4 separate regions of the Mus musculus genome follow, and regions 1, 3 and 4 are each linked to region 2. The links are chromatin loops, found by intact Hi-C in ENCODE. Cell type or tissue: heart. All regions are shown on one strand. Region 1 overlaps Capn11 (calpain 11). Region 2 overlaps Slc29a1 (solute carrier family 29 (nucleoside transporters), member 1). Region 3 overlaps Gm35456 (a long non-coding RNA gene). Region 4 holds the start of Gtpbp2 (GTP binding protein 2).

The links. A loop is a pair of places that touch in the nucleus more often than their neighbours do. Peaks named below come from ENCODE experiments on the same cell type or tissue, not always from the same donor. Only the 100,000 strongest peaks of a DNase experiment are listed, where the experiment ranks them.
Region 1: it touches region 2 in a loop (4-fold over the local background); 20 of 42 quality-filtered maps call a loop at or near these places.
Region 3: it touches region 2 in a loop (2.7-fold over the local background); 12 of 42 quality-filtered maps call a loop at or near these places.
Region 4: a loop joins it to region 2, with 2.2 times the contacts of the local background. A loop is called at or near these places in 5 of 42 quality-filtered maps.

Annotation. Positions count from the first base shown.
Region 1 is chr17:45,638,404-45,646,403 of GRCm38, forward strand. It overlaps Capn11 (calpain 11), which reads right to left. Exons shown (of 22, transcript NM_001013767.2): 4 at 5,351-5,469; 5 at 4,426-4,559; 6 at 4,065-4,233; 7 at 1,400-1,483; 8 at 1,220-1,305; 9 at 1,007-1,081; 10 at 666-829; 11 at 292-467. Among named protein-coding and RNA genes, the nearest start is that of Gm52283, 15 kb to the left of the region's middle. In heart, CTCF peaks have their summits at 4,612 (motif pointing left) and 5,956 (motif pointing left); a DNase peak (open chromatin) is centred at 4,518; H3K27ac peaks cover 503 bases.
Region 2 is chr17:45,577,243-45,585,242 of GRCm38, forward strand. It overlaps Slc29a1 (solute carrier family 29 (nucleoside transporters), member 1), which reads right to left. Exons shown (of 14, transcript NM_001357771.2): 14 at 7,958-8,000. Among named protein-coding and RNA genes, the nearest start is that of Gm35399, 7.9 kb to the left of the region's middle. In heart, CTCF peaks have their summits at 1,822 (motif pointing left), 4,394 (motif pointing right), 4,610 and 5,689 (motif pointing left); DNase peaks (open chromatin) are centred at 3,789, 4,409, 7,409, 7,799 and 3 weaker places; H3K4me3 peaks cover 766 bases; H3K27ac peaks cover 3,204 bases.
Region 3 is chr17:45,713,882-45,721,881 of GRCm38, forward strand. All of the region lies in intron 3 of Gm35456 (a long non-coding RNA gene), which reads right to left. Among named protein-coding and RNA genes, the nearest start is that of Gm35456, 9.0 kb to the right of the region's middle. In heart, a CTCF peak has its summit at 4,622 (motif pointing left); a DNase peak (open chromatin) is centred at 4,640; H3K27me3 peaks cover 538 bases.
Region 4 is chr17:46,155,245-46,163,244 of GRCm38, forward strand. Gtpbp2 (GTP binding protein 2) reads left to right here and starts at 5,788. Exons shown (of 12, transcript NM_019581.3): 1 at 5,788-6,082. The coding sequence starts at 5,897. In heart, a CTCF peak has its summit at 4,996 (motif pointing left); DNase peaks (open chromatin) are centred at 2,097, 5,017, 5,697, 7,957 and 1 weaker place; H3K4me3 peaks cover 3,866 bases; H3K27ac peaks cover 3,607 bases.

The DNA.
Region 1 (8,000 bases), 61 kb after region 2:
AAACAAACAAACAAATAAAACAAAACCAAAAAAAAAAAAAAAACAGAAAAAGAAAATAGTAAAAAGAGAAAAAAGAAAAAGAAAAAGAGCACACACCTTTATCCTAGACTGGGGAGTTTGCCTGGTGTATATGGCAAAAGAAGAGGAGGAGGAAGGGGAGGAGGGGGGAGGGGGAGGAAGGGGGAGGAGGGGGAGGGAGGGGGAGGGGAGGAGGAGGAGGAGGAGGAGGAGGAGGAGGAGGAAAAGGAGCCAAAGGGGAAGCACCGGTGGCTGGGGATCCCGGGGACACACCGAGAAGATGACAAAGCCTATGGTGAGGAGCTGGGGTCCCTCTCGAGCATGTCTCCAGTTCTTCTGCATCAGTGCCACCAGACAGGTGCAAACCATTTCGTTTTTCTCAGAGTCATCCTCTGGGTCATCCACTTCCGGGAGAGAGATCTTGAACTGGGGGTTGCTCCAGAACGTCTCTGTGGAAGATCCAGGTCAAGGTGGTTGTGCTGGGGCAGGGCCTTCTGTCTTTGACTGGGCCCTTGTTGGGTGCCCTGAGATTCCAGCCATTCCTGCCTGGGTTCCTGAGGGCCGTGGCATTCCACAAACTGTGCCCTCATCCACCCTGCCTCTGTGACTTCCTGCCCAGGCCTAGTTTTCAGGTTGCCCTCGCCTACCCGGGTGGTTTCTGCAGCCCCCTGCAGTGCTTCCCCTTCGCCAGCTGCCCTCATAGAAGGTGGAGTGCCAGCGGCTCTTGTAATCCCAGGTGTTGAGGGCATCCGGGGTGAGGTTGCAGATCTCCAGCAGTGTAAAGTTGCTCATGAAGTCTTCATAGGACATCCTGGGAAGGGGAGGACGGACAGCGCTGTCAGTACACTCCACAGCCACACCTACGGGCCCTGACCTGACTGTGAAGGGACCCTAGGACCTCCTCACCCGAGGCACACCACACAGAGGCGATTGTAGGGAGATGAGGGATGCCTGTGGGGAGTCTGAGGCTCCTCCAAGCCACACTGACCAGAAATCGCCATCATCCTTCTTGTGTAGCAGCTGTACCCGAACATCTGGGCTCACCTCTTCCCACTCTGTGGCTCTGCCAAGAAAAAACAGTGGATGGGAAGGGCAGCCACCTTCAGAGTTCTTATGAAACCTCGAAGCACTGGGGACAAGAGTTGGCCCCACCCGTGACGTTGGCTTCCACAGGAACCCTGCTGTGTGTTTGGTCCCCTACTTGTCACTCCAGGCTCCATTCCATTCAACCCGACCCCAAGGATTTTGGATCCGAATTAGAGTTTCCAACTTGTCTCTGTAGTAGACCTGGAGGCAGAGAGGCATGGATGCTCAGGACCTGGGCAGGGGGTGGCTCTCCCATACCTGTGATTTCTAAGGGAGGCCAATTGCTTGTACTCACATCCTCTAGGCCAGTCACTGCATAAGCATGTCCTCGCACCAGCATGTTATGTGTCATGGTTTCTACTTCACTATTGTCTGTGACCTACAGAAAAGAAGGGAGAGTGTTTAAGATCTGGCCTGGAAATCCTAAGACAGCCATCATTTTATGTGATTTGTAACACGAATATTATATCTACAAGAGGGCATGTCTAATATGGCCTAGAGGCTTTCAAATTCTCTATGTAGCCAAGAGTGATTCTCCAGCCTCAGCCTCTTGAGGGTTTATAGACATGAGACACTACACCTTGCTTATACTTCACACACACACACACACACACACACACACACACACACACACACACACTGGCACAGAGAGGGAGAAGGGAAAGGAAGAGAGAGAGAAAGGGAGATGGGGGGAGGGAGGGAGGGAGAGAGACAGAGAGAGAGAGAGGGAGAGAGAGAGAGAGGAGACAGAGAGAGAGAGACTATAGATGTCACTCATGTGTGTGGTGAATGTGAATACATGAGATGGCCAAAGAAAGCCACTGAATCTCTTCTGTATTTTTTAAATAAATGCTTATTTTGATTTTATGTGTTATGAGAGTTTTGCTGCATGTTTGTCTGATACACATGTGTGTCTGGTACCCTAGGAGTGGCAGAAGGTGGCATTGGATTCTGGGGAACTTGGAGTTACACTTTGAGACATAATCTCTCACTGAAGGTAAAGCTTATTGCTTTGGGATATATAGGCTGACCAGCAAGTTCCAAGTCTTTATGCTCAGCACTGGGGCTATAGGCACACACAGCCCTGCTGGGTTTTTTGTTTGTTTGTTTTTTTGTTTGTTTTAATGTGGGTGCAGGGGATTTGAACTCAGATGTTTGTTTGTTTGTTTGTTTGTTTGTTTGTTTGTTTTTGAGACAGGGTTTCTCTGTATAGCCCTGGCTGTCCTGGAACTCACTCTGTAGAACAGGCTGTGCCTTGAACTCAGAAATCCACCTGCCTCTGCCTCCCAAGTGCTGGGATTAAAGGCGTGCGCCACCACTGCCCGGCTGAGATTTAGATCTCACATGGAGAGGAAACACCTACTGAGCCGTCTCCTCAGCTCCTGTACATTAGATTCGGAAGCAATTGGTGATTCACCCGCAGTAGTACAGGAAGAGCCTTTGTTCCCCTAGTTCGGATTTCCAATGTTTTGCAATGCTGTACTATAAGTTGAATGTATAGGAGTAAGCCTAGAGCACTTGGGAGGTGAAGGTAGGCAAGTTTCTCTGAGTTTGAGGACAGCCAGGAGTACATAGTGAGACCCTGTCTCAAACAAACAAACAAACAAACAAACAAAACCAAAAGCCTAAGTAAACAGGTAAGAGGACAAAACAAAACAAAAAGCTCACAGAACAAAGCAAGCACCAGGATGCAGGTTTTGACGCAGCCTGCATATCTCCCTCTAGCTTATGAAGTGTGTGTGTGTGTGTGTGTGTGTGTGTGTGTGTGTGTGTGTGTGTGTGTGAGTGTTTTTGGCTGTGTGTGTCTGCGCACTATGGAGGCCAGAAGAAGGTTTGGATCGCCTAGGACTGGAGTTACAGACAGCTGTGTGCTGCCATGTGTGCTGGGAATTGAACCCTGGTCCTCTGGAAAAGCAGACCGTGGAGCCACCTCTCCAGCCCCTTCTTCCTAGCTTTGTCCCTGGTCACTTGCAGTTGGCTGTGCAGCTTTATCACAGATGTAGTTTCATGGATTTGTCACCAAAGTTATGGGCCAGGTTCTTTACTGCTTGCATCTCTAAAGGGCCTTTGTGTCCAGGGTCCCCTCATCCTCTCCTTCCTCCCCTGACCATCATTAATACTCCAGGACAATGCTGTCATTACAAGAAGGTCATAGAGAGGCCCCTATTGTTAGGGGCTGTCGTTGTCTGTACTCTATGGCATGTAAGAATTAATTGGTTTAGCCTGGTGTGGTGGCGCACACCTTTAATCCCAGCACTTGGGAGGCAGAGGCAGGTGGATTTCTGGTCTACAAAGTGAATTCCAGGACAGCCAGGGCTATACAGAGAAACCCTGTCTCGAACCCCCCAAGCCCCCCACCAAAAAAAAAGAAAGAAAGAAAAAAGAATCAATTGGTTTAACTTAATTGAGTCACCCGCAGAAAGGCAACTAACTCCGATTTTCTTTGCTATTACGAGTACAGCCTGCAGAAGCAAGCATCTGTGTGCAGGCTTTGCGAAGAGTAAGTTCTACTCTGCCTGAAATAAATACCCCGCTCCCATAACCGCGGTTACATGGAAGCACTCTGGGTACATTTATTTATTTGAACAAATATTTGTTGAGTGCCTAATGCATGCTGGGTATCGTCCACAGTCCCAGGGTCCAATAGTGAATGCATCCCATAAAGGTCACTGCCAAAAAAAAAAAAAAAAAAAAAAAAGGTCACTGCCTTTCTGGAACCTTCTCCCTTCTCCCTTGAGAAGACAAGCTATGAAAATTTGCATTATGAGTTACTAAGGGGTCACAGAAAGAGAAAGTCGAAACAACTCGGAGGCTGTGCCCGGTGAGAACAGTCATTCTGCACTACAGGCAGACAAAAATTAGTTCAAGAAAGGGGTAGCTAGTGATGAGTCGTTGCGGGGTAAGAGCCTTGGGGTCGGGGTGGGGAGCGACAATATCCAACAAGACCCAGCTTGGCTTACTTCAATGGAACAGCCCATGAGGGAAGACTTCTCCAGGGCTTTCTTGAGGAGCCTTAGCATGTTGCCAGGGGGCTTCTGGAGCGGAATGCACTGTGCTACGCCGCCTGTGAAATCTTCCAAACCCTCCAAAGTGCTGCCTCCAGACAGCGCTCCGTAGGATCCGATCAGCCTGCAGGCAGATAGGGCGCTGTTAGGAGATGTCAGTTGGGGTGAACAGTCAGGCAGAATTGTGAGGGAAATGAGGCATGCCTTATCGTGGCCTGTCTCCTCCCCTGGTTCAGTTAGTGTCCTAGCCCACCTTCCTTGGCAGCCAAAGCCAGGCAGCTCAAGGCCAGCCTGGTTCCTGGCCTGGGCAACTCACTTGGCGTAGGCCTTCTCCAGCAGGGCGCTCCAGAAATCCTGGCGATGGGAGGCGTGCACGAATACCAGCTTGTTGTTCCTAGTGGGCAGCCGGTCGTCCACGACCACGTTCAACCAGTGCCCAAACTGCCAAAGCTGTGGGTGGCAAGGGGACATTTGTCTGCTTACAGGAGATCTGTCCTTAGAGCGCCCCCTCGTGGTCAGGACAAGAACATACCAGCAACAATTACTCAAACTGGAATTCTTTTGTTAAAAAAGGTATATATGTATAGTGTGTGTGTGTGTGTGTGTGTGTGTGATATCTGTCTGTTATTTTTCTCCTTCCACCATGCAAGTTTCAGGGATCAAATTCAGGTTGCCAGGCCTGGGGATAAGTACACTCATCCACGAAACCATCTTGACCAAGGCCCAGTCATTCTTTAGAACAGGCGAGGGAAAGTCAACAAAAGCCTTAAAATCTTAAAATACCTCCCTATTTTCCACACCTCCATCCTCCCTTCCTGTCTTTCCCCTGATCAGTTATCGGTTAAACATCCAGGTTATACCAATTGTATGGTGGAGATTTTCATGTACACAGGAGTGCCTAATGCGCATTTGTGGATGCAGGCACATGGACCACACACACACACACACACACACACAGAGAGAGAGAGAGAGAGAGAGAGAGAGAGAGAGAGAGAGAGAGAGAGAGAGAGAGAGAACAGGAAGAGAGCCACAAACAGCTAATTATTTTCTTTAGAGTTTAAAAAAATTAGCTTTCATAAGCAGATATTTCTCTGAAAGTTAGTTGAAAAGTATTCCCAAACAGTGTCAAAATAAGTACATACATGATCTCTCTCCCCCTCCCTTCCTCCCTTCCTCTCTTCCTGTCTTTCTCCTTCCTTCCTTCCACCCCTCCCTCCTTCTCTTTCAGGTCTTCCCTTTACCTGAAAGTGGAAGATGCCAGCATAGTTCTTCTTGAAGCTCTGATTTCTGGGCACCACACGGTACAGCAGTTTGGGGCAGGTGGTAAGGGAGCCAATGGCAGCCAGGAGCCAGCAGTCCCCTTAAAGGCAGGCAGGTAGGGATTGCCCCTTGAGCGGCCTCACATGTGTGGAGGTCCCAGACTCAAGGGAGTCACAAACCAGGGTGACACGCTTTGGTTTGGAGGAGTTTAGGCTAGGCTGCACAGCATCCTGGTTGCTGTCAGGACAGGCTCCTATCTGTTGAACATATCCATTCACCTCTCTCTGTGGCCCCCATTCCTACTCTGTGCACAGGTTGCAGTAGTGGCCAAAGGCCCAAGGTGTGTCTTGGAACACTTCTGTAATCTCAGCGTTTGGGTGGTGGAGGCTAAAAGGATTGTAAGTTCTTTTGCCACCAACCTGTTGTACAGAGTGAGACTTTGTCTCAAACCACTCAAGAGTTGGAGCGATGCCTAGCAGCTAAGAGTACACCTTCTCTTCTAGAGGACTTGAGTTCAGTTCCCAATATTCATAGCAGGTAATTTGCCACCACACGTCACTCTAGGTCTAGGGGAAATCTGACACCTCCCTCTTCTGGTCTCCACAGGCACTGCACTCACATGCACATACACACAAAATTCAGAAGGAAAATCTTGCCTGGTACATGCCTTTAATCCCAGGACACAGGAGGCAGAGGCAGGTGGATATTTGAGTTCAAGGCCAACCTGGATTGCAGATCGAGTTCCAGGAAGGAAAGGGCTATAGAGAAATCCTGTCTTAAAAAAAAAAAACAAAAGAAGCCGGGCAGGGATGGCACACGCTTTTAATCCCAGCACTCAGGAGGCAGAGGTAGGCAGATTTCTGAGTTCGAGGCCTGTGGGAAGCCGCCCCCACATTCGCCGTCACAAGATGGCGCTGACATCCTGTGTTCTAAGTTGGTAAACAAATAATCTGCGCATGAGCCAAGGGTATTTACGACTACTTGTACTCTGTTTTTCCCGTGAACGTCAGCTCGGCCATGGGCTGCAGCCAATCAGGGAGTGATGCGCCCTAGGCAATGGTTGTTCTCTTTAAAATAGAAGGGGTTTCGTTTTCTCTCTCTCTTGCTTCTCTCTCTTGCTTCTTACACTCTGGCCCCAAAAAGATGTAAGCAATAAAGCTTTGCCGTAGAAGATTCTGGTTGTTGTGTTCTTCCTGGCCGGTCGTGAGAACGCGACGAATAACAATTGGTGCCGAATTCCGGGACGAGAAAATCCGGGACGAGAAAAAACTCCGGACTGGCGCAGGAGGGATACTTCATTTCAGAACCAGAACTGCGGATCACGTTTATAAAGGTTCCCGTAACACAGACTGTTGAGAAGGATTCAACTGCCGAATTCAGAACTCATCAGCTGGGGAACGACGGTGATAAAGGTTCCCGTAAAGCAGACTGTTAAGAAGGATTCAACTGTATGAATTCAGAACTTTTCAGCTGGGGAACGAGAGTACCAGTGAGTATGTTTGGCCTTGAATTTTTTCTGGTGTTAGGAGCCCTTTTGTTCTTTTTCACATGCTATCAAGTGATTAAGATAGGGCTGAAAATTCTAGAGGAAATTCAGGACAATCTATCAGAAGTAAAGCGGGGAGAGAGAGTAGGAACAAAGAGGAAGTATGGTACACAAAATAAGTATACAGGCCTTTCCAAGGGTCTTGAACCCGAGGAAAAGTTAAGGTTAGGTAGGAATACCTGGAGAGAGATTAGAAGAAAAAGAGGAAAAAGGGAGAAGAAAAAAGATCGATTAGCGGAGGTCTCTAGGAGATACTCGTCACTAGATGAGCTCAGGAAGCCAGCTCTTAGTAGCTCTGAAGCAAGTGAAGAATCCTCCTCTGAGGAAACAGACTGGGAGGAAGAAGCAGCCCATTACCAGCCAGCTAATTGGTCAAGAAAAAAGCCAAAAGCGGCTGGCGAAAGTCAGCGTACTGTTCAACCTCCCGGCAGTCGGTTTCAAGGTCCGCCCTATGCGGAGCCCCCGCCCTGCGTAGTGCGTCAGCAATGCGCAGAGGGGCAATGCGCAGAGAGGTGCGCAGAGAGGCAGTGCGCAGAGAGGTGCGCAGAGAGGCAGTGCGCAGAGAGGTGCGCAGAGAGGCAGTGCGCAGAGAGGCAGTGCGCAGACTCATTCATTCCCCGAGAGGAACAAAAGAAAATACAACAGGCATTTCCAGTCTTTGAAGGAGCCGAGGGTGGGCGTGTCCACGCTCCGGTAGAATACGTACAGATTAAGGAAATTGCCGAGTCGGTTCGTAAATACGGAACCAATGCTAATTTTACCTTGGCGCAGTTAGACAGGCTCGCTGGTATGGCACTAACGCCTGCTGATTGGCAGACGGTTGCAAAAGCCGCTCTCCCTAGTATGGCCAAATATGTGGAATGGCGAGCTCTGTGGCAGGAGGCGGCACAGGCGCAGGCCCGAGCAAACGCTGCTGCTTTAACTCCAGAGCAGAGAGATTGGACTTTTGACTTGTTAACGGGTCAGAGAGCTTATTCTGCTAAACCTGATAAGAGGTATCAATGGAAGGTCTTACCACAGGGGATGTCCAATAGTCCTACAATGTGCCAACTTTATGTGCAAGAAGCTCTTTTGCCAGTGAGGAA
Region 2 (8,000 bases):
GAGTCTGGGTTTAGTAGCTCATATTTACTTTTCCGGCATTTAGAATTTGGGGTAGAGGATTACCATGAGTTCCAGGGCAGCCTAGGCTATGCAGTGTTCTGCAGGCTAGCCTGGTCTATGGAGTGAGACCCTGCCTTAAAACAACGATGATGCCGGGCAGTGGTGGCGCACGCCTTTAATCCCAGCACTCGGGAGGCAGAGGCAGGAGGATTTCTGAGTTCGAGGCCAGCCTGGTCTACAGAGTGAGTTCCAGGACAGCCAGGGCTACACAGAGAAACCCTGTCTCGAAAAACAAAAAAATAAAATAAAATAAATAAACAAACAAAAAAAAAAAACGATGATGGGGCTAGAGAGATGAATCAGGGGCTAAAATCACTGGCTGCCCTTCCGGAGCACACATGGCACACACACATGGAAGCAAGACACCTGTAGACAGGCTCGGGGTGGTTGTAAGCACCTTTGATGCCAGCACCCAGGAGGCAAAGGAGGGTGGGTCTCTGAGTGTGAGGCCAGCTTCGTCTACATGGTAAGTTCCAGGACATCGAGGACTACATACAAAGACTCTGTCTTGCCGAGCATGGTGGCGCACGCCTTTAATCCCAGCACTTGGGAGGCAGACGCAGGCAGATTCCTGAGTTTGAGGCCAGCCTGGTCTACAAAGGAGTTCCAGGACAGCCAGGGCTATACAGAGACTCTGTCTCAAAAAAAAAAAAAAAAAAAAAAAAAACAACACTTGCTCCTGCAGAAGATGGGGGTAAGATTCCCAGAGCCGGGGTGTGGGGTGTGGCTCACAACTACCTGTAACTCCAGTTCTAGAGAAATATTCACCTCTCCTGCCCCCAAAGGTATTATGTGTACACAACGCACAGGCAGGCTGGCAAGGCACATTCAAAACTTTATAGGGGCTAAAATTCAAATGTAACATTTTCCCTTATCAATACACTATCTTTAACTCAGGAATGGTGGCATTTGTTTGTCCCAGCATTCTGGACACTGAAGCAGAGTAGTCTGGACAACATTGGGGAAAATGGTTAAAAACAAAGAAAAAAAAGCAAGGTGTGGAGAGTGAAGGAGTTGATTTTACCCCCAATTCACTACCAATTGTAAGGAGAATTCTTTGCCTACAGGGTGTAGATAACCAAGCGTGGGGCCCAGCAGCGGCAAGTAGTGACCTGTTACGAGCTGTGTTAGCTGGCCACTCTCCAACAGCTTCTGCCGGATCAAGTATAAACCCTATCTTAGGAACAATGGTGGTTGCAGCCTACTACTGGGACTCAGGCCCCTCCAGGCCTAGGGGGTTTTAAGGCTGTCTCTAGGGGCCTTTCCCACTCTTCAGGATAGAGCTCAGCATGGCACCCGCAGCCTTTTATAACCCAGCCCCAGCCTGCAGGGCTGCTTTCTGTGCCCACACTCCTCCCTTCCTGAAGGGCTTCCTTTCTAGGTCACTGGGAGTCACCTGGCTTTTTTTTTTTTTTCTTTTTTAATCTTCTGAGAGCAGAGCTGTGTACTACCCTGACTCCATGGGTCCTAAGCCTGTCTGTTTCCTTAGGCCACCCAGGTTCATCCTTGGGTTGTTAAGGGCCCAAGTGGGCTGGAGGTTCTATGCACTTAGTATGCTCAAGTAAAGCTCAGGGGCCAGGCAGTGGTGGCGCACGCCTTTAATCCCAGCACTCGGGAGGTAGAGGCAGGAGGATTTCTGAGTTCAAGGCCAGCCCAGAGGTTAAGAGCACTATCTGCTCTTCCAGAGGTCCTGAGTTCAATCCCCAACAACCACATGGTGGCTCATGACCATCTGTAATGAGATCTGGCGCCCTCTTCTGACTTGCATGTGTACATGCAGGCAGAACACTGTATACATAATAAGCAAATCATAAAAACAAGACAAAAACAGCTATCCAACAGGCAGAGGGATGGGAGGGGGCGATCCAGACTGGATTTGGATTGAAGACCCAGGCCTAACCAAGCCGATAGCTAAAGTTATGGACAAGAACAGAATCGCTAAAGGCAGAATGGTTATAAAAGGGACAGGATTAAAAAGAAAATGTAAAAAGAGAGCCGGGCGTGGTGGCGCATGCCTTTAATCCCAGCCCTCGGGAGGCAGAGGCATTTCTGAGTTCCAGGCCAGCCTGGTCTACAAAGTGAATGCCAGGACAGCCAGGGCTACACAGAGAAACCCTGTCTCGAAAAACCAAAAAAAAAAAAAAAAAGGACAGGATTTGTGACTGACCCTATTCTCAAAATGTAAACGGGACCTCATCAGGGTACCCCATTAACACACTCGGGACCATTTTTCCGTGTTCTGAAGACCTGTGTCTCTAAGGTATGTAACTAACTAACCAGCCCTGCCTTCTCTTCTACCACAGTCCTCTCAGACTTGACCTCCAGTGCTCCCAGCCCCTTCAAGGGAAACTAAAGAGTAGCCTGAACAGAATTTATTCTGGACCTGACTGGTCAGGGGAGGGGCAGGCTGGCGCCATACACACAACCTGTCCTGGGTTCTGCCTGCCTCCTGTTCTGCCCCAGGCACTGGCGACTCCCTTTCTGCACACGGGTCTCAGCTGACTGGATCTCTGTTTGCTGTGCTCTGTGCCTGTGTCCTTAGCTCTGGGACTGGGTGGCAGAGATACACATCAAGGACCCAAGCCTTTCGTTCCACTGTAGTTTACTGACAGAATCTTTTTGTTGCTGTTGTTTTGTTTTTGTTTTGAGTCAGGGTTTCACAGTGTAGCCTTCCTTGGCTGTCCTCGAACTCAACTCTGTTAGACCAGGCTGGCCTCAAACTCACAGAAATCCCCCTGCCTCTGCTTCCTGAGTCCTGGGATTAAAGGCACGCACCGCATCGTCATGCCTGCCTACAGAATCCCTTTTTCATCCTTTAGCCTTTCTGTTTTCCAGAGTAAACCAGGCACGCATCGAGGAGTCCCAGTCCCCAGCTATGGGAGAGCTGAGTCATTCATGATCTCTGTGGCTCTCCACCTGTTACCTTCCCTGCTTTACACATGAGAGACTCTGAGTACCTGGTGTAAGGTGACCTGGGCACGAGGTGCAGTGGTATAGGTCCCACAGTCTGACTTCCTCACAAGCAAGTGGAGAAGGTGCTCCCATTGAGGTGGGGGGCAGGGAACCTGTGACATCACATACTTTGCTTAGCTCCAGCAGCCCCTACCCCAAACCCAGGGTGCATCCCGTCTCCAAAGTCTTGGGATTCCTAGCTGACTGACTGACAGCAAGAGCCCAAGCAGTAATCCACACTGGAAGAGGTAACTAGGTAAGTATGGCTTGGTTCTCAAGCTCCCAGCGCCCAGAGGTGTGGGGGAGGGGAGCAGGTAGCTTAGGTGGACCACCCCAGGATGCCGAGACTCATCCTGGTTACCAGGGGACCTTACGGGGCAGCAGCATTAAGAGTATCTTCTTGCTGTTCAGTGGTGGTGCACACCTTTAATCCCAGCATTTGGGAGGCAAAGGCAGGCAGATTTCTGAGTTTGAGGCCAGCCTGGTCTACAGAGTGAGTTTCAGGACAGCCAGGGCTACACGGAGAAACCCTGTCTCGAAAAACCAATAAATAAATAAATAAATAAATAGTATCTTCTTACCCTGTACCAACTCTAATAAATAAATAAATAAATAAATAAATAAATAAATAGTATCTTCTTACCCTGTACCAACTCTAGGCACGTGGTTTAATTCCCTTAGCAGAGCCTGCCCGATGTTCCCACTCCCTGGCGAGAAACCGGAGCCACAGAGAATGGCTTTTCCTGGTTTGAACAGCTGGGCCCAAGACAGATGACTCTGTGGGTCTGAATTCAAGCCAAGTGGCCCTACCCCCTGAAAAGGCCAAGGAAGAGCGTGCTGCTGTCTCGGGCCCTGCTGATCCACACTTAGCACTTCCCCACAGCTAGGACCCAGAAAGCCGCGTGCTCGGGACTACCGGGAGGGGTAGAGGGCTGAATGGGCACACCATGAAAACAAACAGGGTAAGCCTGTTTTTCTAGCCTGGCTAGAACACAGTCATCGATGGGTTAAGGAGTTGAGGACTCTGGCCATTCCCACCCTAGGAACACTACGGTCCCCAGGGACCTGTATGGACTGCCAGCCTAGCTGTGACATCATTCTGGCCAATCTCCTGCCGTCACACTTTCCTGTTTGCACAGCCAGACAGCACAGTTCTCTGCTCACATCCATTCCTAGTTGCTATCAACTTAATTCTACGAACAATTTAGTTTAGGTGAGAATTGAGGTTCTCCTGTCTCTCCACTTCCTTGTACCCTTGTTTTCACATCTCCTCCTTTCTATACCTAGAGGTTTTTAAACAAAGGTAGAATTTACCAGTCTTCTCATGTAAACACCGGAAAAAGCAGACATCCTTGCAGTCACTGGTCTGCTCAATTGCAGTGGTGGATTATGACCACAAGGGGGTGCTCTGCAATCTTCACCATATTGACCCACACAGTAAAGGACTTTTACATCAGTGGCAGCCATCCAGAAAACAGCAGTTCAGTAGACTGCTTTGAACAGAGACCAGAGACGTCAGGAAGTGATGTACAACATTGTGGCAGGAAGGATACCTGGCAGTCCCTTGCTCAAGCTTCCCTCCCTCCCAGGAGGAGGAAGTAACCTGCAGTGGGTCCTGACTCTCCTTGACCTTCAAGGTGGTGCCTACAGAGCTCACTTGTGGTCAGAAGCCATCAGTGTAGTTACTCAGGGACAAGGCTATGCATTAGAAGAGTTTGAGGTGGGGGAGGCTGAAGAGAGATCTCAGTGGTTCTTAAGAGCACTGGCTCCTCTTACAGAGCACCTGGGTTCAATTCCCAGGACCCACATGGTAGTTCACAACTGTCTGCAACTAGATGTATATGCAAGCAAAACACCAATGTACATAAAATTGTTTTTTTTTTTTAAAAAGACTTTGGGAGAAAACGATTATATTCCAGATATTTTCTTCAACACTGGTGGCAGAATCATAAATGCCCCCCTCCGACACCCATTCAGGTCAGTGCCAGAGTTAAGAGCCTACTAACATTCAAGGACATTCAAGCAATGAATGTCACCACATAGGTGGGTGGGACATGAGATGGGGTAAACTTGACAAGCGTCACATGCTCATGAATATCTTCAGATCACCCCTAGGAACCAGGGAGCACTTTCAGCTCAAAGTGTGACAGGAGATAAGTCATATCACCAACGCCCTAGGGCGCAGAACGGGGAGAGACTTTCACAAGCCAATGGTAGAGAGTCAAACATCAGGGAACTTTGGGGAAGGGAGAGACACCCTTGTAATCACTGCACAAAAATTCCCTTGTGATGGTGCCATGCCTCAATCCTAGCCCTCGGGAGAGTAGCCATAGTGAGTACCATGCCAGCCAGGATGCACAGCCATCTTGCTGAATCTTCAACACTCTTCGGAAAAGCTAAGACCAGTAAAAAAGTAGTTACAGGCAGGACAGCGGTGGCACATACCTTACTTCCTAGTGCTCAGGAGGCAGAGACAGGAGGATCTCTAGAGAGCAAGTTCCAAGACAGTCAGGGCTACACAGAAAAACTGACTCAAAAAAAGGGGGGAGGGCGGGGAAAGGGGAGGGCTGGAGAGATGGCTCAGCGGTGAGAACACTGACTGCTCTCCCAGAGGTCCTGAGTTCAACTCTCAGCAACCACAAGGTGGCTCACAAGCATCTGTAGTGGGGTCTGGTGCCCTCTTCTGGTATGTCTGAGGACAGCTACAGTGTACTCACATACATAAAATAAATCTTTGGAAAATGAGTAATTACACTCTCACCAGTTCCTTGTGGCCACACACGGGGGTGGATTAGAGGGAACCCAGGAGCCAGACTGTAGGTAGGAAGTTAGAGTTTGGGAAAAAAATTCGGGTTCCCCAGAGGCTACCAGTGTTGAAAAAGAAAGCTGCTAAACCTCTCGTGAATTTCAGTACGAGGAGGAAGTCAAGTCATTGGAGCTAAGGGCAAGCAGGAGAGACTTTGTTTGTATTTTTTAGCTTGCCTCCTAGTTAGGGAACAGGCAGTTTGAACCAGATAGCATAGGAAGGCCATTTCTAACAGAGCAGATGTATGCTGGGGGTGTTTGTTGGTTGATTGGTTTGGTTGTTTGAAACATGGTTTCTCTGTATAGCCCTGCTTTCCTGGAACTTGAACTGTAGACCACCAGAACAGCCTTGAACTCACAGATCTGCCTGCCTCTGCCTCCCAAGCGCCAGCATTAAAGGTGTGAGCTACCACTGCTGAGGCATGTATGCAGTTTTGACAAACTAGTCATGGACACCCGTGCTTGGTACAGTGATGCGTTTAACCTCCAACCCACCACCAAGCTTGACCTTAGTAAGGATTGATAACAAGCAACTGGGGAATGGAGGGAGGGATGGCTCAGTGGTTAAGAGCATTGGCTGCTCTTCCAGGAAACCTGGGTTCAATTCCCAGGAGCCACGTGGCAGCTCACAACTGTCTTTAACTCCAGTCCCAGAGGGTCAGATGCTCTGACACAGACATATATGTAAGCAAAAACACCAATGCACATTAATTTTAAAAAAAAAAAAAGAAGAAGAAGAAAAAGAATTGAAAACAACCCAGGCTATGGTTGTATACACCTTTAAATCCCAGCACTCAGGAAGCAGAGGCAGGTGGATCTCTGAGTTTAAGGCCAGCATGATCTATATATAGAGTTCCAGGACAGCCAAGGTTAGAGAGAAACTCTGTCTCAATAAAAAAAACAAAAACAAAAGAAAATACACTACTTCTCACGAAAGTCTGAAGCCTTTGTTTAAATCAGTTCTCCACCTGTGGATTGTGACCCCTTTGGGGTGGGTCTAAGGACCCTTTCACAGGGGTCACCCAAGACCATGGGAAAACAGATATTTATAGAACGACTCATAACAGCAGCAGAATTGCAGTTATGAAACAGCAACGAAAATAATTTTATGGTTGGGGCTCACCCCATGAGGAACTGTGTTAAAAGTGTTGAAGCACTAGGAAGTTTGAGAACCACTAGTTTAAATGAAATTTCTGTGAAAAAAGGAAGTCCCAACAGTAGGGCCACCCCTGTAGCCATCAGCTGGTAGAGGATGAGAGAACATGCAGCCTTGGGGGAGGGGGCTTGGGAGATGGGGCGGGGCAAAAGCTTCTGTCTCCCAGGGCTGGGGACAAGGGGCACTTAGGACCAGAGTGTTCCTCTCAGTTCCAGTCAGTCCTGAGCTGGAGCATCAGCGCCCCCTCCACCGAGGGAGTCTCACATCCCATACCAACACACCCTTCCTCAGACCACAGTATGGCTGAAGAACGGGGAGGTCCAACGCCAACATGAGGACACATAGGCCCGTTGTTCTCCAGGAAGTCTGGCAGCCTGGGCTTTGGTGTCAGGGCCTGGAGCCAAGGTAAGGGAGAGCCCAGGCCTCAGCCTTTTCCTGCCCAGGGATGTGGGAGTATGGCCAGGAGCTGGGGGTGGGGCTGGCCAGTTTGGCAGAGTTCATTCCAGGAGCTGAGGACAGCGTGGTGGGGGAGGGGAAGGTAGCGGGGAAGACAAAGCTGCCTCCATTTCCAGGCCCTTGAAATGAGAAAGAGGGGCTGGGGCATAGCTCGGCTAGCAGAGCGCTTGCCTAGCATGCACAAAGCCCTGGACTTGATCCCTAGATCCAGGACATGGTGGTACACAGCTGCAGTACCAGCACATAGGAAGCGGTTCAAGGCCACCTTCAGGTACTTATGGAATGTGAAGACCACTCGGGCTACATCTTTCTAAATCTGGGCCACAGTCTGGGTGGCGTCTTGGCTCCAGGCCTGTCTCTTCCCTGTGTCCCCAGTAGGGGGCGCTGCAGCCCCTCTGAGACTGAAGGACTGCATCCTCCCCCTTATACCCAGGCCCAGGCTTGGGTCATTGCAGAAACCTAGACTCAGGCTGCCAGCCTTCTCTCCTCTCCAAGGAGTTAGTTAAACCTTGGAAGGATGCACAGAGCTATGGAGAAAAAAAATGTTTATTTAATCAGATGGCCTCTGAAG
Region 3 (8,000 bases), 140 kb after region 2:
ACCCTTAGAGTATTCAATGCCTGGGACAGAGTCATATCCCAGGCTGGCCTTGAACTCACTGTATGCAGGAGGATGCTCTTGAACAGTCCCCTGTCTCTACCTCTTTTGTGGTCTTCATACCATGTTTGGTTTTTGCAATGCTGGGTCTCTGACCCAGGGTTCTGTGTATTCTAATCAAGCACTGTACCAACTGAGCTACATCTCCAGCCAGGGTTTTCTGGGTCTTACACATACTCTGTCCATGGGTGTCACACATGGGTTTGCACTGAACTGCCTGCCTGATTCGAAAGAGCAGGCAGTATGTCCTTTGGTGTCTTTGGTATTTAGCACAAATGCCAGTGCTTGCGTCTCCTACTTGAGTGCAGGTATCTCATTTTTGTCCCCCTGTGGCTTCCCGCAGGGCTGGCAGGGTGGGCATGTAGCACTGACCAAACATTTGCCTGTCAGCCTGGAAATGCTCCATGAGTGTAGGTGTTCCTGCTTCTCTGGCCTCTCTGCTCCTTTATGTCTGCCTTTGGTGTTCACTCGCACACACACACACACACACACACACACACACACACACACACACACCAGCACACACAGTTACAGTGTAAACTCTGACCATCTACTTGTTCATACGTGCGGCACTCACACACACTGCTTCAGTCCAAACTGTTCCTGAAGGCCTTTCCAGGCCCAGGGTGGGCACTGCAGCCACACACTGTTGACCCAGGTCAGTAGTTTGCTTAGTGTTATTGTTCTTAAGTCTTTTTTTCCTTTTCTATTCTTTTTTCAAAAAAAATTATTTATTGTTGTTGCTTGTTTGTTTGTTTGTTTTCGAGACAGGGTTTCTCTGTGTAGCCCTGGCTGTCCTGAGACTCACTCTGTAGACCAGGCTGGCCTTGAACTCAGAGATCTATCTTCCTTTACCCCCACCCCCCACCCCCAGTGCTGGAATTAAAGGTGTAAGCCATCATCACCTGGACCCAAGTCTTCCTGTCTGGTCTGTCTGTCTGTCTGTCTCTCCATCAAGCCCACTTTTAATAGTGAGAATTAGGAATGAACTCCCTGGCCATCAGTAAGAGACTAGGTAAATCGGTCAGATCCTCTTGTCCCATGGACTGCTACGAGGTAGTTCTGAGAGAGGATGGTATAAGCGCAGACAGACATAAGTTCTAAGATGTTCAGCTGAGGGGAATGAACACATCACTTACACACTAGCTACACAGAATAAACACATCATTTATACATTAGCTGCATAGAATGAACACATTACTTACACACTAGCTACATAGAATGAACACATCACTTACACACTAGCTACATAGAATGAAGTAATTAAGTTCACGCAGCAGTGTCTTGGAGCTATAGAAAAGTTCGTCTGTCCATCCGTATGCACATAGAAAGCACAGCACAGTGGTTCCCAAGCTGCTAGCAGGAACTCCGTAGGGAGAGGAGGGCCTGCTCTTAGGGAAGATAGTGCTATCAATAGCATTGTCCTTGCCGGTCTTCGTGTGGTTCTAGAGATGAGACTCTGGGTCTTGCACAGGTTGCATGAGTGCTCTCCTGAGCCACAGACCTAGTCCTTTTTTTTTTTTTTTAAATTAAAATTTTTTGATGATTTATTTATTTTCTGCCTGCATGTATGGCTGTGTGAAGGTGCCAAGTCCCATGGAAGTAAAGCTACAAACAGTTGTGATTGCCACGTGGGTGCTGGGAATGGAACTCAGGACTTCTGGAAGAGCAGCCAGCACTCTTAACCACTGAGCCATCTCTCCAGCCCTTATTTATTTTATTTTAATTTTTAAAGACAGGGTCTCACTATGTAGCCCTGACTGGCTTGAAACTCACCATATAGACCAATCTGATCTCTAGCTCACAGAGATGTGCCTGCCTCTGCTCCCAAGGGCGGGAGTTCACCATGATGTTCTAGTAAATCTTGCAGGAGTTTTTGGTTTTTGAGGTAGGGTCTTGCTATGTGGCTCTGACTGTCCTAGAACTCATGTTGTAGACCAGGTTGGCCTCACAGAAATCTGCCTGCCTTTGCCTTCTGAGTGCTGGGATCAGAGGTGTGCTTAACCTCTTGTTTTATTTTTCTATTTCTCCATTTCTATCTCTCTCTTCTATCTATCTATCTGTCTATCTATCTATCTATCTATCTATCTATCTATCTATCTATCTATCAATCATATATCTATCTTGTTTTTTCAGACAGGGTTTCTATCCGTAGCTTTGGCTGTCTTAGGACTCACTCTGTAGACAAGTCTGGCCTTGAACTCACAGAAATCTGCCTGCCTCTGCCCAGTCCTAGTGCTGGGACTAAAGGTGTGAGTCACCCCCACCCCCACCCCTGGCAAGATCTATTTTTCATTTCTGATGTGTATGTGTGAGCACCTTCATGTGTGTGTGTGAGCACCTTCATGTGTGTCTGTGCACCCTGGTCATGCCTGGTGGCCCTGGAGGCCGGAAGAGGGCCTCAGGTTCTTTGGAACTGGAATGATAAGCAACTTAGAGTTTCCATGTGGTTGCTGGGAATTGAACTTGGGTCCTCTGCAAGAGCAGTAAGTGCTCTTAACTGCTGAGCCATCTTTCAGGCCTCTGAGTACTTTAATTTTTTAAGAAGGAGAATGTATCCTTGTATTATTTATGAACTTACAACCAACTTTTAAAAAGCAATGTTTACACGGGGAGTGGGGGTGTTGAGAGAGAGAGAGAGAGAGAGAGTACAGGATTCTGTAGGAAGTGGTGCGGTGGTCTCCGACAAGCCTGTATTCCAGTCCTGACCTTGACAATGGCCTGCCAGCAACCCTAGGCATGCCCTTTAACTCCCTGAGCCGATACCCACTCATCTGTGAAGTAATCGGCACAGACGATCTTCAAGGGCCATGGTGACCAGAACAAAGATCTAGGTGTTTAATCTACCATACCCATGGTTTCTCTTCCAGCTTTTACCTCCAAAGCATTTGGGCTTTCACTGGGCGACAGTTAGGTTAAGGGCTGTGAGACTGTGTCTGGTTCCAGCCCAGGGCATCTGCAGGAAGCTTAGCTGGGTAAGTTAGAGACAGACCCTGCCGGCAGAAACCAGGAGAGGATGCTACTTACTTCCATGGTATATGTACCGTGGGATTCAGAGAGTCTATCTAGTCTGTCCCCAGACAGAACTAGGAAGCACAGATCCTTGAAAAGCGAACTGTCTGAGGAAGAGCTGCGGGGAGATTCAGAAAGCTGAGGTAACGCTGTAGAAGAGGAAAGGGCTGACTGGACAGGGTTTTGCGGTTGGCTAAGCCTCCTCCCGAGACCTGTGGTGTTCACTGTTCCGCATCGCTTTGGTGAATACTCAACTGCTGGGTACCACTAAGTCTGACAGAGAGCAGGAGTCTGTTTTATACACGTAAGAGGGTCTTCACAGAGGCCGCAGCCAGTGGCTCTGCATCTCCCTAAGTTAAGCCAAGAGGAAAGAAAGAGTGCCAGCGAGGGCCACCCGGGGAGGACAGGGGACCCTTCAAGAATCAGGTAAGTAGAAAAATAGCTGGCCATCTTCTGCAGTTAACGTTAATGAATGTCCTGCAACCCAGGAGTTCTTTGTCTTATTCAAACTGAAAAATGGGGAAGTGTGTGCGTGTGTGCATGTGTGCGTGCATGTGTGTGTGTGAGGATGCTCAGAGTTAGGCTGTTAGTTGGTGCTGGAGGATGCCTGGGTGTCTGTTAGAGATCAGGTATAAATGTGAGGTGCCCACCAGGGACTAAAAATACTCTTAGCAATATGAATAAACCTTAAAAACAAGAGAGGGGGGCTGGAGAGATGGCTCAGCAGGTAAGAGCACTGACTGCTCTTCAGAAGGTCCTAAGTTCAAATCCCAGCAACCACATGGTGGCTCACAACCATCCGTAATGAGATTGGATGCACTTTTCTGGAGTGTCTGAAGACAGCTACAATGTACTTACATATAATAAATAAATAAATCTTAAAAAACAAAAAACAAAACAAAACAAAACAAAAAAACAAGAGGGGGGGGGAGTAAGAACCATGAATGTCCTGTCTTAGTTTCTTTTCCTGTTGATGTGATAAAAGCAATTTAATAAAGAAAAGAGTTTATTTTAGCTCTTCCTTCAAGGTGCGCATAGTAAAGAAGCCGATCGCAGTGAACGGGAGTCGTAATCCTTTGCCTAGGGGGTGAGTCCGCCCACAGCTGAGATTGGTTGGTCTGCTACAGCTAACTTAATTAGCGGCCCATCTCCCAGGTGGTTCTAGATTTTGTCCAGTGGAGAACATGCATGGAACAGGTGTAGTAAAACATGGTTTTAGTCCCCAGCAGCACCCAGGAGGCTGAGGCACAGGCCAAGGCAGGTCAGTCTCTGTGAGTTTATGTCCAGCCTGGTTGGCATAGTGAATTCCAGGCTAGTCAGGTTACATAGTGAAACTCTGTCTTTACAAACAAAGAAAGTACTAAAAAATAGAAAATTAAAAATGCACACACTTGTCTTACAGGAACATATATGTGGTTGTTGTGGATTGGGGTGAGGAATTGAGATAAAATAAGGATGAACAAACTGGTGTAGCAGCTTCAGCAGCCTCCCAGGTGGGAGCGCAGGGCGAGCCGGTAGCCAAATGTCTGTGCACGTTGCGCCCTCTATTGGATATGAGGGCTACCAGCAAGCGGGTCCTGGAACTGGAGTAAGACGTTGGTACCCTGAATTCCCCTAGTGTGTGTGTACCATCACTCCCGTCCTGTTTTCCCAGTAGAGATGCAAAGTGAGGGCCAGAGAGCCAGAACCGGCTGAGGGGGGCGGCTGGGAACAGAGCAGTCTGAGGTAATCTGGCCATCAGAGCTGTGGCTGCTTCTTGTGCAGAGTCTGGAAGGGTTCCACAGCCCACAGCCTGATCCCAGCCTGTTCCAACTGAAGCCTACTTTGGCATCTGGCAAGAGCTCACTTGCCTAGTCCTCTACCACATAAACCCAACACAGTGGAGCATGCCTGTGGTCCCAGAAATTAAGAGGTAGAGACAGGAGATCCTGAGGTTCAAAGTCATCCTTGGCTGGTGAGGGTTATGGTTAGGGTTATGGTTAGGGTTATGGTTAAGGTTAGGGTTAGGGTTACGGTGGACAAAGTGTGGTCTAATGGATTCATCTCATCACACAAAACGGCATGCTGGGTCCTGGGTACCTTAGTGACTTAGGGGAGGGCCCAGACTATTGTGGGTGATGCCACCCCTGGGCAGGTGGTCCTGGGTTCTATCAGAAAGCAGGCTGAGCAAGCCACGAGGAGCAAGCCAGTAAGCAGCATCCCTCCATGGCCTCTGCATCAGCTCCTGCCTCCTGGATCCTGCCCTGCTTGAGTTCCTATCCTGACTTCCCTCAGTGATGGACTATGGTGTGGAAATACGGGCCAAATAAACCTTCTCACCTTGCTTTTGGCCCTGGTGTCCCATCCCAGCCATAGCGATCTTAGCAGGAATCCTAAGTAAGACATTTCTTTCCCCAAAATCTGTCCCCTCACTCCTGCACCTGAGTCTTCTTTCAAAAAAAAATTACACTCTGTGTGTGTGTGTGTGTGTGAGAGAGAGATAGCCCTGATTTATTTATCTATTTATCTATTTATTCGATCAAGCCCATCCTGCCTCGCCTCCCAGTCCCACCTTTATAAGTCCCTTCCCTTTAACCCTTCCCCCTTTTCAGCACAGACTACCTTAACCTGTTTAGGATCTTCCTTGGTTCCCTGCTGCTCCTAGAGGTAATTTAGATGCTAGGGCCTCTGGTTAGAGTTCCTTAAACCCGTGTCTTCCAGACATCTACTGTCAGCAGCTCTGTCAACCTCCCAGCTCCCACCAGACCATACATGTTCCCCACAGTCTTTGCTCACAAGGGATGGTTCTGCTGATTTCCCACGCTTTTTCCCACCCTGGTCAGGCCCCCTCGCTCTTCAGGCCTGGTTCTTGCTGGTGCCTATACAAATGAGACTTCCCTGAAAAGTAGCAGTTCCCCACCCCCCCAGCTCCTGTCACTGCACTGGTTGTTAGGGGCTGAGGTTTCGATGCCATCAGTGGAGGACTTATTTAGCATGCACGTAGCTCCGGGTTCCGTCGTCTGCACCGCATAAACCAGATGTGGGTGCACACCTGGAATCCCAGCACCCCAGGAGATGGAGGCAGAAAGATGACAAGTTGAGGGCCATCCTCTGCTATCTAGCAGGTTTGGGGCCAGCCTGAGATATATGAAGATGCTAGGCCCGGGAATAACTAATGGGGTCAGGGAGATGGTTCATTGGGTGTCTTAGCTTTGTTGCTGTGAAGAGACACCATGACCAAGGCAATGCTTATAAAGGTTGGCTTTTTAATGGGGCTGGCTTGCAGTTTCAGAGGTTCAGTCCATTATCGTCATGGGGAGAAGCATGGCAGCATCCAGGCAGACAAGGTGCTGCAGGAGCTGGCGTTCTCTAGCTTGGTCAGAAGGCAGCCAGGAGGAGACTGTCTCAAACTAGGTGGGGCTTGAGCACTAGGAGACCTTAAGGCTCACCCACACAGCTCCTCCAGTAAGGCCACACCCACTCCAAGGCCACACCTCCTAATATTTCAACTCCTTTGGGCCAAGCGTTCCAACAAGAGTCTATGGCGGCCAAACCCATTCAAACCACCACAGTGGTTGAAGGTGCCAAGGCTGACGACTTGAGTTCCATCCTCTACCATCCACATGGTAGAAGGTGAGAACTGATTCCCAGAAGATCCCCCGCACCTCTCTATGCGTGCTATGGCACGCATTCCCCAATACCTATACACAAGTAAAGAAAAGCAGTTGTCACAAGTATCCCTGGTTTATTTCATGTTGGTGCAGCCAGCCCAGCTCTTGATCTGCATGTGGAGTGACAAGAACCTGTCCTATGGTCTTTGTCCATAGACCTGGAAGGCTCTTTCTTGGCTTGATCACTTGGGTGACTTGATAGCTGTATGTATAGTATCATAAATGATTTGCTGAGCCTTGTTTTTCCCTCCCGCTAACTGGGACAAAGCCCACACTGCATGCCTGAATCCTCCCCGTGGCCTGCAGGGCCAGTCCAGTCTCTCCCTGTTCCTCCTGCCCTATGCTCCAGCCACATGGCTTCCTGACGTCTCCCGGCTTCTTGGCTTCTATGCTGCTCCTTTCTGAGATCTGAGATCCTCCAGCTCTTTTTTTCAGGGTCACTTCTGAGAGGTCCTCTTGCCCACTCTAAATCTGACTGGCTCTGCTTGCTCCCTTGTTCTGTTTAATATCCTCATGGCCAACTGGTCTACCTCTCAGTTGCTGCTCATAAAGCAGGGAGGGGTTCTTGTGAAGTGAATGGACCCCATGTCAGGGCTGACCTTTCTCTCTTGCCTGGGTTGGCCTGTTTCTATAAGCTCCATCACACAGGGGCTGCTTGTCTCCTCGTTCCTGTTTACCTTCTTGGCACTAGGCCCTGGGCCTGGCCCACGGTGGCTCTGAAGCTCCTGTCCCATGTGTACGTGTGTGAACCCACATGAACCCACATGCATGGGGGAGCCCAAGGTTGATGTTGAGAATCGGCCTCCGTCAATCCTTATTCTTTGAGGCAGGCTTTCTCAATCAAATCCAGAGCTCTCTGATATGGCTGACCTTGCTAGACAGCTCTGGGGATCAAGTCCCTTCTTCTGTCTCCCAGGATTGGAATGACACACAGGCTGCCAAGCTCATCTGTCCTTTACGTGAGTTTTCAGGAGATTCGAACTCTGGTCCTCATCTTTATGTGACAAACTTTATCTACTGAGTCACCCGTCTCCAGCCTCACGAAGACAGGATTTTCAGGGGATCCTGACACCTCATTGATGCTCTCAACATCTCCCAATCTAGAATGATCTTGCTAAACCCTAGAGCCTGGAAAGGGCCAGGAGGACACAGTGAAGTCCATAGTCTCTCTCTCTCTTTTTTTTTCAAGACAGGGTTTCTCTGTATAGCCCTGGCTGTCCTGGAACTCACTCTGTAGACCAGGCTGGCCTCGAACTCAGAAATCCACCTGCCTCTGCCTCC
Region 4 (8,000 bases), 580 kb after region 2:
AAGTTTGGGGCCGGAGAGATAGCTCAGCAGTTAAGAGCACTGACTGCTCTTCCAGAGGTCCTGAGTTCAGTTCCCAGCAACCACATGGTGGCTCACAACCATCTGCAACAGGATCTGATGTCCTCTCCTGGTGTGTCTGAAGACGGCTACTCATCATATATATAAAATAAAATTTATTTAAAAAAAATAGAAAATTTGTATGCACTATAAAACGATACAATTTATAGCATACGGTAGTCAGACAGATGTTTTTAGCAGGAAGGACATTTGTTTATTGAGAGAGAATTTCACGTAGCACAGGCTTGCCTCAAACTTGCCATGGTGCTCAGGCTGGCCTTCATCTGCAGGATCCCCTGCTCAGCCTCCCAAGGGCTGGGATTATAGTTGTGAAGAGTTGTGCTTGGCTTTATATATTTATTCATTTTTGTATTTGGAGACTGGATTTCATTTAGCCCAGGCTAGCCTTGAACTCCCTATGTAATCAAGGTTGACCTGGAATCTCCCCACAGCCTCCATCCTGTATCTCCAAAGTGCTGGAGTCATAGGCTCAGCACCTCTGGAAGAGCAGCTGGTGTTCTTAACCCCTGAGCCATCTCTCCAGCCCCAAAATGTGTATTCAAAGAGACTTGAATTTGGGTCATCCCAGCAGGTGGTGAGAAATTAAGTGAACTCTAGAGATATTTAGAAAGATGTCCATCCAGTAGAGATGGTGGTGCACACCTTTAGTCCCAGCACAGGGGAGGCAGAGGCAGGTAGATCGCAGAGCTCAAGACAAGCCTGGTCTACAATAGTTCCAGGACAGCCAGGGCTACACAGAGAAACCCTGTTGTGTAACAACAAAAACAAACAAAAGACAGATGTCTCATGAATATAATTTAATTTAGCATTGGGTTTGAAGAGGAGAAGGGATAGAAAGTGGCCATCAAGAAGATAAGCAGAGGGTTGGCGAGATGGCTCAGCGGTTAAGAGCAATGACTGCTCTTCCAAAGGTCCTGAGTTCAAATTCCAGCAACCACTTGGTGGCTCACAAACGTCCGTAATGAGATCTGACGCCCTCTTCTGGTGTGTCTGAAGACAGCTACCGTGTACTTATGTATAATAATATATAAATCTTAAAAAGAAGAAGAAGCAGCAGCAGCTAAGCAGAGCCAGGCGGTGGACAGCACTTAGGAGGTGGGGTGGAGGCCATGAGGCAAGCCCACACACACACTGAGATCCTGTCTTACGTGGGGTCCAGGGATCAGGCTTGAACAGGAAGTGCTTTCACCCACTCAATCAGCCCTGCAGAGTTTCTTTAAAAAAAGAAAGGGGGTGGGGAACAGGTTTCTGACTTTAGATCTGTCTTAGATAGGGTTTTACTGCTGTGAGCAGACACCATGCCCAAGGCAACTCTTATAAGGACAACATTTAATTGGGGCTGGGCTTACAGGTTCAGAGGTTCAGGCCATTATCATCAAGGCGGGAACATGGCAACCCAGGGAGGCCTGGTGCAGGAGATGCTGAGAGTTCAACACCTTCATCTGGAGGCTGCTAGCAGAATACTGGCTTCCAGGCAGCTTGGATGAGAGTCTTAAAGCCCACACCCACAGGGACACACCTACTCCAACAGGCTGCACCCTCTGCTAGTGCCACTCCCTGGGCCAAGCAGATACAAACCATCGCAAGCACCTACTGGACCAGCTGTATCAGTCAATGAGTGACGACATATGAGAGGTAGGCATATGGGGAAGTAAGGAGAAAAGTATGAAGAAGGAGACACAAGTGCCAGGTCATAGAAGTCAAGACTAGAGTGAGTTTCCCGAAGTAGGGACCAGACGTCAAGACATCCTGTAACAGCACAATTAATATACCGTGGTGGGTGGCTGGAGAGCTGCTTCACTGGTTAAGAGTACAGACTGCTCATGGAGAGTTCCTGGGTTCAGTTCCCATCACCCACTCTACGTGGGTCCCAATCAGCTCCCAGGGGCTTGCACATGCTCTGCTAGCCCCTGAGGACACTGTACTCGTACGCACAAACCCATTCACATGCATACGCAATCACAAATACTGTGCCGCTAGGCATAGTGTCTCACATCACTAATCCCGGCAGTTGGGATGCAGAAGTAGCCAGAGCTCTGAGCCTGAGGCCAGAATGGTCTACAGATCAAGATCCAGGACAGCCAGGGCTGCGCAGAGACCCCTTTCTGTAAAGATCAAAGGAGGGGGGGGAATAGTGTGGTGTTGAGCTAGCTCAGTGGTTGAATGCTTGCCTAGCATGCACGAGAGTCTTAGTCCAAGCACTGTGTGGGAAATGGATAAATAAAATAAAAGCTAGAAATCCAGAACAGGACGGTGCATGTGTAAATCTTACTATGTGATGGTGGCAGCTTCTTCATGTAAGTGACACAAGACAATCCCAGGCCTGACAGTGACGACCTGTTGGAGGGCTGAGGCAGATGGAGCACAAGTTCAAGGCCAACATGGATAACTCAGCAAGACTCTGTCTCAAAATGAAAAGGACAGAACAGGACTCAGGGGGATCGTCTAGGTGTGCAGAAGAGTGCTTAAGAAGAATAACAAGGGGAGAGCTTTTAAAAATAAACTTAGTGTTGGGGCTGGAGAGATAGCTCAGCAGTTAGGAGCACTGACTGACCTTCTAAAGGTCCCAAGTTCAAATCCCAGCAACCAGCAACCACATGGTGGCTCACAACCATCCATAACAAGATCTGATGCCCTCTTCTGAGGTGTCTGAAGACAGCTGCAATTGATTTATATGTGTGTGTGTGTGAGTATGTGTATATATATACATATACATACACACATATATAATATTTATCATATAAACATATTATATTTATATTATATAATATATTTATATATTTTAATTTTGTATTTATAATATAATACTATATTATAAATATGAATTTATAATACTATATTATAAATGTATATTCATAATATAGTATATTATAAATATATTTATAATAAATGTAAATTTAATTATTAAAATAATAAATAAATAAATCTTTAAAAAATAAATAAACTGCCAGGCATGTTGGCGCACGCCTTTAATCCCAGCACTCAGGAGGCAGAGGCAGGCAGATTTCTGAGTTCGAGGCCAGCCTGGTCTACAAAGTGAGTTCCAGGACAGCCAGGGCTACACAGAGAAACCCTGTCTCAAAAAAGGAACAAACAAAACCAAAACCCACCAGAAAAATCACTGCAGGAAGCTAGCAGAACAACTCAGTAGAAGACTCTGTGCATATCAAGCACGGAGGCTCTGGGTTCAGTTGTTAGTGTAAATAAAACAAAAAACAAACAAACAAAAAGATCAGAGCCAGGAAGATGGCTTAGTGGGTAAAGGCATTTGCTGCCAAGTCTGGTGACCTGAATTCAAGTCAGAATAAATTTCTGCAAGTTGCCCTCTGACCTCCACATGTACATCATAGTGTACACACATGCATATAGATTAAACATTTTATACACACACACACACACACACACACACACACATTTAAACTATGTGTATATCTGTAATTGGAATTGTGTGCCAAAGTGTGGTGTTCTCAGAGGGCAGAAGAGGGTGCCGGTTTCCCTGGAGCTGGAACTACAAGGAGTGATAAATCACCCTACATGGTGCTGGGACCTGAACTCTGATCCTCTGGAAGAGCAGCAAGAGCTCTTATCCACTGAACCATCTCTCTAGCTCCAAGAGTAAAACTTTTCAAAATCTCCTAAAAAAAAAAACATATATATATATATATATATATATATATATATATATATATATATAGTCATAATGAGGTTGGCTTAAGGGTGACAGGCAAGCAAGAAAGCAGAGGGGAAGGTTGCTCTAAGTCAGAGCACATGAAAGTGACATCACAAAATGCATATTCATACAAAGGTACTAGATGTAAAAGCAAGTGACTCACTACAAGCCAGGAAAAATATTTGCATGTGATGTGTATATAAGCACACACTATATACATCCTATAGGCAGCCACCTCGTAAACAACCTGTCTAGGAAACTGGCCACTTATACCACCTCCACTCCCCAGGACCCTGGTCTCCCAGCAGGCATCCTGTGGCCTCTCTCCTCTGCCAGCCCTCACTTCTCTCTGTAGGTAGGCCAGGCTGTTCAAGAATGGGTTATATCATGCCCCACCCTTTCTTAAAGGAAGGTATCCATTAAGGAGAATTGGCTGGGATGGAATTGTGTGTTAAAGGGTGACTGCTGGAAGATCCGTGGATATTTAAAAAATAGTTATCAGTTGAGTGCAGTGGTTTCTGGCTGGTGAGAGAACCCGGCCTGTTTGTGGTGATAATGTGTGGGTGGGGTGGGGATGTCTCTTCCTTTCTATTCCCATCCTTTGAGATGTCTCACTGAATTCTCTAGTCTCCATCTCTAAAAACTTTTTTTTCCTGGCAATCCTGGTCTTAAGCATACAGGATAGCATACAGAAAAGACACCTACTTTCCTTTACTGAAGACCCAGGTAAATGGCTGATCTGCAAGGCTTTTCAACTTTTGGTTCTTTTGGTATATAGCTGGTGTGGAAACTATCCAATGTGGACAGCGACTGCATGCTCAATAGACTCGTCTCCTTCGATGTGGAACTGTGCAGAAGTTATGGACTCAACCAGGTCTGAACTCCTTCAGAGTACACCAGAGGTAAGTGCTCCTACCGTACCGTGGAGAACTTTCAAACTCTGTTCTATTTCTTGGCTATGTGTGAACACCTGGTTGTTTGTGAAGAGAGGGGAATGGACGTACTGTGAGTCATGAGATAGCCACGGCGCTGGAATTTGAACCCTGGCGTCCTGACTCTGTGCCCAGCAATTCTGCTTCTCCATTCTGAGCCTTTGGTGCCCCGTATACTGGTTTATGTCGCTCTGAGAGTTCTGAAGGACAGGAGAGACAGCTTGGCTAGAAAGACAAATCAGCAATCCCCTGGCGTCCTAGGACAAGTTCTATTCCTGGCTACTTTCCCCGCCCCCTGGTGGTTGACGTAACTGGAACCCCAGCTCCGCCCCAAGTAGGGGCCAGGCCCCTCCTCCGGACAAGTTTTAAACCAAATTCTGTTTTCCGGGATTGGCTAAACTTCAAAACAAAGGGGAGGAGAGATACTTGCAGTAGGCACCCTCCAAACCTTAGGCAGCTGGCTGCTTTATGGGTCCTGGACACGTGTCTGGCCACTGCGGTGCCTGGGGCTGCTAAAACCAACCCCCGGATTGTGCCACCCAAGTAATAAAACAGTGACTATATTGCAAGGGTGGCATAATCATCGTCACAATAACAGCTCTAATTATGCTATAACTACCATCTGCCTCCGCCCTAGCTTTTGCCCTGACTCACTCGACAGCACTCCAGCCGTCAGGAAAGAAACTGAGGCAGAGGTGGAGCCAGCAGGCTGTCAGATCCAACCTCCCCGATTTTTAACTTGTTGTCTGGGGTCAGCGCCGAAAGGTCAAACCCAGTTCAATTCTGATATAAGCCCTTCACCTCCGGTTACTGTCCCTAATCTCAGGCCACAAAGCCTTCCTACTGCCCCTAGAAGAGAAGCCGCTGGCAGTACGGGAAACTGGGTGCCGACTACAACTCCCCTTAGTCTTTGCGCTCAAGGCGCGCTTGCTGCCCTCGCCCCCGAAGCCACCTGTGACTCTCGCATAGCGATGCCTCTTGGGAATTGTAGTTCGAACTCGCATTCTTTAGCACTAAATCTCATAGCTGCGGACTCAGTATCCCTTGATGCCCTGCGGCTTTTTCTGACGCGACTAGGAGGACAGGGAAGGCAGGGGCGTGGCCTACAGTGGGCCACACCCCGCTCTCCTCCGGCTGGCCCGACTCGGCGGTGGCAGTAGGGGCGGCGGCAGTGGCGGGGGGGAGGGGTCGGGCGGGGGGCTGGTGGCAGCGGCGGATGGACTCGCGGGTATCGGAGCTGTTCGGCGGCTGCTGCCGGCCCGGAGGAGGCCCGGCCATGGGTGGAAACCTCAAAGCTCGGGGGGCCGGCGGTAGCAGCAGTTGCGGGGGCCCAAAGGGGAAGAAGAAGAACGGAAGGAACAGAGGAGGTAAAGCCAACAACCCTCCGTACCTGCCCCCAGAGGTGAGCACCTGAAAAGTGGCGGAGCCATGGGGAACTACTCTTCCGGTCCCCGAGACTCCAAGGAGGCGGGAGAGAGAAAATCAATCCCCCTTTCCGGTGTCAAGACCCAAGGGAGGAAGGACCGGGGAAGAGAACCCCTCCTCCTGTTCCAAGACCCCTACAAAGCGGGATCGTCAAGACTGGACGATCCTTTTCAGTGTCAGGACCTCGGGAAGGGACTGCCCCTTTCACCTCCATAACCTTTGGATTAGTGGGAACCGGGGATCCTTTCCTCTTGAGAAGAGCAGAGGATGTCTGAACCCCTACTTACTCTGGGAGTGGGGAAGGAACACTGTACTGGGAAAAGAGGGCAGGCAGAGTAACCAACGTTTTTCTAAACTTAATCCACAGGGAGAAGGGGAGTAGCCGGGACAAGAGCAATGTGTTCCTTCCCTATTCTTCAGTACCCACACACATTAAACCAGAGAACAGTTAGACGTAGCCCTCTGCCCTTTCCTTGTCCTGTGGGGCTGTGGACACAGAGAAGAGTCCGCACGAACCCGCTCTGGGAGTCCTCAAGGCAGAGAAGACTACTTTCCTTCCTCTTAAAATAGGAGAACCCAGTCGGGAGCTAGTGGGCTCGCCTTTAAGTCCCATCACTCTGGAGAGATGGCTCAGCGATTAAGAGCACTGTCTGTTCTTCCAAAGGACCCCCAGTTCAGTTCCCAGCACCCACATAGCTGCTCACAACGGTCTGCAACTCCAGTTCCAGGAAGTCTGATGCCCTCACACACATACATGCAGACAGAACACCAATGCACGTAAAATAAAAATAATGTAAAAAAAAAAAAAATCCCATCACTTGGGAGTCAGAGGCAGGGGGATCTCTGAGTTCAAGGCCAGCCTGGTCTACAGAGCAAGTTACAGGATAGCCATGGCTCCACAAAGAAACCTTGTTTTGAAAAACAAAGATGGGAGAACCCAAGGTGGGAAGAGCTTCAATGGGTGATTATGACTTTTAAGTGTGCACCAGAGTGATTCAGGTTGCTGTTCCTGCTCATAGAATTCTGATTCAGTGGGTGAGAGACGGGCCTGATTGTTTGGCATTTCTTACAAGCTAATGTTGTGGTCTTAGCACCACAATGGTCTTTGAGAACCATTGGCCAAGATTATCTTTCTACCATCTTTATAGTCAGCTATCCTAATTATTCACCTTCAGCAGAAGAGTAGAAAGGTTTCTTTGTTGATGGGAAAAGAGCTCCTACGCATTCCATGGTGTGGTTGACAGTATGGATAAAGACACCTCTAAGGACTTTAAAGACAGCATGATGACCAAGAGGGAAAGAGAAAAATAAAATGGCCAGAGAGGAGGAGCGCAGAAATGCAGGCAGACCAGGCAGACGGTATATAAGTCAAGCTCATACATAACCTTTTGTCCAGGGGGTGGAGGGTGGAGGGTGGCGCGGGGCAGGTGTGTGTGGCACACAGCCCAAAAGGTGGCTGTTGCTCGAAGAGGTTATGTGATGGTTTCCTGGTTTCACCTCACTGAGGCATGAAAAGGGCATAAAAAGCCACAGTGAGTTCACTTTATGGAGTCTGCCCCTAAGCTTTCCTGGTTTGTTTGGGTAAGTCCCAACTTCGGACTTCTGTTCCTCTCTTACCTGGGCCTCTTATCTCGGGGGCGTTTGTAGTGACCAGTGCTGAGTTCATACTTTGGCTCCGTTCCAGAGCCTGTAGCCTCTTACACTTGATGGCATCAGCTGAGAGGGAGGGGCCAGAAGGAAGTAGTGTCTACCAGATGGATGTCAAAAAGAAAGGCTTCAATATCCTGAACACAGAAAAAGAAACCAAAACCAAATACCCGAGCCCGCGCAGCAGTTGGAGGCTGTGGCGGGTGGGGGCAGAGAGGTGAGCTTGTGTCTAGGAAGATCAGTGCTGA